2 separate regions of the Homo sapiens genome follow, and region 1 is linked to region 2. A link is an interaction called in ENCODE POLR2A ChIA-PET data of the cell type or tissue named here. Cell type or tissue: PC-3. All regions are shown on one strand. Region 1 overlaps PHLDB1 (pleckstrin homology like domain family B member 1). Region 2 overlaps TRIM29 (tripartite motif containing 29).

Region 1 (2,500 bases), 1.5 Mb before region 2:
CCTGCCTAACCTCATTTCCCACTGACCTGGAGTTTTTTGGAGGCCTAGACTTCGCTTTCTCTGTGGGGAAGAGAGGTTATTCGAGGCTGTGGTAGTGATGGTGGTGGTGGTGATGGTGGTAGTGATGGCAATGGTGTGGAGGGTTCACTTGGCTTCCCTCCCCTGCCCTCAGCCCATGGCTCCACTCTGGCTTTGGAATCAGTAACCACAGTTTCTCCTCTGCCTGTCCTTTGAGGGGTGACTCACCAAACCCTCCCCTCGTCCCCCTTCCCACCCTCAGAGGTGTCATCTCACCCCAGAAAGAACCGTCCACCCCCTCTGTACCCACTCCTGGGACTCATTACCATGGAAACAGCCCGAACTAATTGCAACCCTCATCCCTGAAGTTCAGCCTGCAGGGCCAACACCCCACCCCGACCCTGGGCAGGAGGGGAGGGAGGCCAAGGGTGTTGGGTTGGGGTCCCCTCTGCCACACTGCTTTAACATCCTCAGCTCCTGATTGACGCCCAACCCTGGATTTAACCCTCACCATCACTACCCTTTTTCCCTGGGTTAAATTTTGGTCTCTGGGCTGTAGTAGAAGGGGAGGGATGAGAGCTGGAGGCTCTGTGATGCAGAACCAGCCTTGACTGGTTTGGAGAGAAAACAGAGGGCCTTTTCTCGAGACCTACCCAACAATTTCAGTTCAAGGGACTTCAGGAGACCAAAATCTGTGCCCTGCCCCCACACCTCTGCCTGTGTTACCTCATCCCCTGCACCTCTGACTGCCGTGTTACCTTCAGCTCCTGGCCTTGGGCCCTCTCCCTCTTCACCTCTTTCCCTCCTCACTTTCCCTTTCTGCCCTTTTCTTTCTCCTCGCCTGGTTATTCTCCTCTTTGATTCTAGCCTTTTTTTCTCCTCTCTCAACCCCCATTGCCGACCCCCATTCTGTCCCGCCCTGGCCGCCCTCCCGCGCTCCCCTCCCGCCGCTGCCGGGCCGGAGTTGAGGAGTGTGTGTTCTGTTTCTCCCCTGTGCCCCGCCCTCTCCCTCGCCCTCCCGCCGACCAGGAGAGGGCGGAGCTGGCCGCGGGACGGAGGCACCTGGAGGCCCGCCAGGCGCTCTACGCCGAGCTCCAGACGCAGCTCGATAACTGCCCCGAGTCAGTGCGGGAACAGTTACAGGAGCAGCTGAGAAGGGTCAGTTCCACCGCCCCCCCTCCCCCGGCCCCGCGGGCCACGCCCCAGAAGGAAGAGAGGAGAGCGGTGGGACGGGACCACCTGGCCTCTGCAGTACCTGCCGGACACCAGGGTCGGTGCTGCGGTTTGGAGGGAACCGGGAAGGTTGGGGAATCAGCGCTCCAGGCCATGATGCCCGCAAAAGGGCAAGGCCAAGTACAGCGGGAGCTGGGGGGAGGCAGGTTTCTTACCCAATTTCCCCGGGTCCAGCCCCATACAACGCATGCCCCTGTGGCCTGGTCTTCCAGGCCCAGAGTGGCATTGCAAGCACCACCCAACCCCCTTTGTCACTGTCGTTGAAGGAGGCAGAGGCCCTGGAGACTGAGACAAAGCTCTTTGAGGACTTGGAGTTCCAGCAGTTGGAGCGGGAGAGCCGCGTGGAGGAGGAGCGCGAGCTGGCCGGCCAGGGGCTGCTCCGGAGCAAGGCTGAGCTGCTCCGCAGCATCGCCAAGAGGAAGGTGTGCCCCACCTCGTTCCCTGCTGCGTGCTGTTGGAGGCCAGTGACCTGGGTTTGAATCCCAATGACCTCACAAAAGTTAACTTCGTCTTTTGTGCCTGGATTTCCTTGTCTGTAAAATGAGAATTACAACAGGTTGTTGTGAGAATTAAACAAGATGTAAAGACAGAATAGGATGTGATTGTAATGAGCACTCGGTGAAGAATAACTATTATTAAGCTCTGACTCCCCTCAGTCTTCCAGTGGAAAGTGGATTCTGCTCCCATTCAGAGCTTGGCACTGGCCCAGCAGGAAGGTGAAAGATGGAGGAGGAGGAGGCTTGCCCCTGTGCTTGCAGAGCTCTTGTCTGGTGGAAGTGCTGGGACACACAGAAAGATTTGAGATCTGGATATTAGAGCCAGCTAGGGGCCCTAGAAAGGGCATTCATTTCGGTTCCAGCCATGGCTCAGCCCTGCCTTGGCTGAGCTATAAAACAAGGGTTATTGGGTATTGTGGCCTGGCCAGCTGTGACACGCTAGCTAGATACTGTGATCACCTGCTCTTGATCTCAGCCAGACCACAGGATGGTGGCACAGGTGACTGTGTATGTTTGGGGAGTAAAGCTGGGAGGAGGTATGTGTTAGTAAGGGTTGGGAAGAGGTGAGGGAGGGATTGGAGAGGATGGCTCAAGCAGCTTCCACCCTTATGGCTGAAGCTTGTGGCCATGCACATGCACACATGCATGTACATTTTGCTTGGCTGGAGTTAGTGTGGGGGAAGTGAGGGTGGTGAGATTGGGGAGGGGTGTCTAAAATTGGTGACGTAGGGGATTTGCTGGTTAGCCTGGGG
Region 2 (2,500 bases):
CATTCATCTCACACTGGGGTCCCAGCCCTGTGCCCCTGGACCCACCTCTATGCCCCTCCTGCCTGCACAGCCCCACATGAACTCTGTGCACCCTTGAGCTGAGCCACCACCTACCTTTGGTGCCATAGAGATTGTTGAAATTCTTCTGGGTGGTCTCCTTGGTGAAGCGGCCAGGAGACGAGGGCTGGTATGATGTCCGGACCCCACCTGTGAAGCAGATGAAGGGGGCTGTCATTGCAGAAAATTGTCTCATCAGGACTCCTTGCCCCCAAAAAGTTGCCCAAGTGCCCATCACAGGACCTGGATTCCACCACTGAGAGAAGTCCTTTGGGTCTGACATAAGTCAATCAACTAATTTATCACCCAAATTGGCATGCTTTTGAGAGTAGAAGGACTCTGTTAGTAACCGTGCAGAGAGCATCAGCATAAACTTGGAGAGGCCATGGCAACCACGAGGGCAGAAGCAGTAGGCTCTCAGCCACGTGAGGGTGGGGCCTCCTGGAAGTGGCCTAATGAGCCAGAAACACCTCCCAGGGGCCCACCCAGGCTGCTGCTTCCCGGGAGATCAGAGCCTCACTTCACAAGTGCTTTCCTTCCCGCACACCTGGGCTCTCACAACAGCCTTGTGAGGAAGCAGTGGGGACTGATACCACCACCGATACCCAGCTGAAAACAATGAGCTCCCCATGTGTATTCTAGCCCTCTGTTACCTCTGTCCTTCCCCACCTGACCCTCAGATGACACCACACCCCCATTTCCGGCCCTGCCAGTCCTTCCTGTAAGCCTTTGTGCCTGTGTTCCCTGATGCCCTCTGCCCTTCGCAGTCATGCTCCCTCTACTGAGCACAGGTTCCTGGAAATTCACCCCTCCAGGGAAGGAGTCACAGCCACTGTCAATCCCACTGACCTCAAAGCTCCCAGACTCAGGACCCAGTCCCTTTAGGGGCCTTGTTTCTTTCATCTCCTTGGTGATTGCTTCCTGTTCTCCCCCCAACTCCACCCTGAGCCTGGGAGCTCCCAGAGGGCAGATTTCCTGTCCCTCCTGTCCTCGGCACAGGCTACCCACAGTGCTTGGGCAGGGATGCCGGGGGAACCTGTTTCTTCCATCACAGACATCATAGACTGACTCACAGTGCAGAGCTGGGAAGTCTCCCAGCATGTGAGCACAACCTCCCCTCTCTTCAGATACAGGTACTGAGGCCTGCCCAAGATGCCCCAGGCCCTAGGCCCTCGGGGTGGCATCATAGTGGGTGCTGCTGTTCCCTCCACCCCCTCCCACAACCTGCAGGAGGCTCACACTGGGCCCTCAGTCTCCTACAGAGCAGGAGAGACCCGCAGGAGCCTGTCAGGGCACTCGATGGCACCCCAGGGCCTGGTCCATGGATGGAAGGGAGAGACAGGAGGGACAGGGCCAGGGCGAGGCCAGGTAGGGGTTCTGAGGAGAGGGGTGCTGGGGCCGGCACTCCCAGAACTTGCCCAAAGGCACAGCACCCCAGGCAGGGAGGAGGCAGGCTGGCCGGCTGGGGCCTGGCCCACACCAGGAATGTCAGAGGAGGGAAAGCCCAACAACCAAGAAGCCCAGGGGTTGTTTTCAAACTGGGTGGGGCGGCACAGGTGCTTTTCTGTTGAGCTCATCTCTCCAAATCCCCCAAGCCTCTCCCATTGTGTGTGTGAGTGTGTGTGTGTGTGTGTGTGTGTGTGTGTGTGAAAGACGTGTGTGAATTACTGATTAGCTCCCGGAGGCTTCCCCCTCCCCAGCCCCTGTGCCTTACCCAGGCCTCCCTCCTCCCCCAGCCTCCCTCTCCCACATGCACAGGCACACACCCTCATGGTCCGAGGGCTGGCACACCCACCCTTATGTAACGGGTATTGCTGTGGTTTGTTGCTGGCGCCCAAGAATGTGAGAGGCCACCACAGGGCAAGGACAGGCAGGCACTGGTCTGTGCTAGGCCGGCACCTTGCAGGCTGGGACTGTCCAGGGCCTGAGAGGGAGGGCCAAGGGGGCCAGGGTGCAGAGCCAGGAAACTCAGAAGAGGAGGGACCACTCTCCCTGCCTAGGGGAGCAGAATGGTCCTGGGGTCGGCAGCCATCTCACAGGGCTCAGCCCCTACAAAACCTGAGCCAAAGCAAAACACAGCACCGGCCTGGCAGAAGGGAGCCCAGGAGACCTCCGGAAGGAAAGAGAAGCAGAGGTGTGGGCTGGAAGTGAGAAGGCAAGGAGGGCAAAGAGGTGCTGCCTGTGTGGCCCGGGAGGAATGCCTCTGAGGAGCTGGCACCAGGTAACTTCTCATTCGAACCAGGACACTTCTGAGAGCTAACACAGACCTGTTCATCATCACATCAGGACAACACGTAGATGCCAGGACTTTCCCAGGCAAACTGGACATGCCATCACCCCCACTCAGAAGGAACCTGGCTGAGAGTCACTGCACGGACTTTGGGGGCCCCTGGGCAGCAGGAGAGACACTAGGTCTGGGGTGAGGGGCTCCCTCTTACCTTTG

The links. ChIA-PET counts read pairs that join two places held together with the same protein. Peaks named below come from ENCODE experiments on the same cell type or tissue, not always from the same donor. Only the 100,000 strongest peaks of a DNase experiment are listed, where the experiment ranks them.
Region 1: POLR2A ChIA-PET joins it to region 2 with 6 read pairs; 1 of 35 experiments calls an interaction of 5 or more read pairs at or near these places.

Annotation. Positions count from the first base shown.
Region 1 is chr11:118,633,876-118,636,375 of GRCh38, forward strand. PHLDB1 (pleckstrin homology like domain family B member 1) reads left to right here. Exons shown (of 23, transcript NM_001144758.3): 10 at 1,518-1,673. Among named protein-coding and RNA genes, the nearest start is that of MIR6716, 8.9 kb to the right of the region's middle. RefSeq lists an enhancer at 995-1,665. In PC-3, no CTCF peak of the experiment used is centred here; a DNase peak (open chromatin) is centred at 1,066; H3K4me3 peaks cover 1,015 bases.
Region 2 is chr11:120,120,459-120,122,958 of GRCh38, forward strand. TRIM29 (tripartite motif containing 29) reads right to left here. Exons shown (of 9, transcript NM_012101.4): 5 at 2,496-2,500; 6 at 115-207. Among named protein-coding and RNA genes, the nearest start is that of TRIM29, 16 kb to the right of the region's middle. In PC-3, a CTCF peak has its summit at 832; DNase peaks (open chromatin) are centred at 1,083 and 1,603; H3K4me3 peaks cover 349 bases; H3K27ac peaks cover 2,395 bases.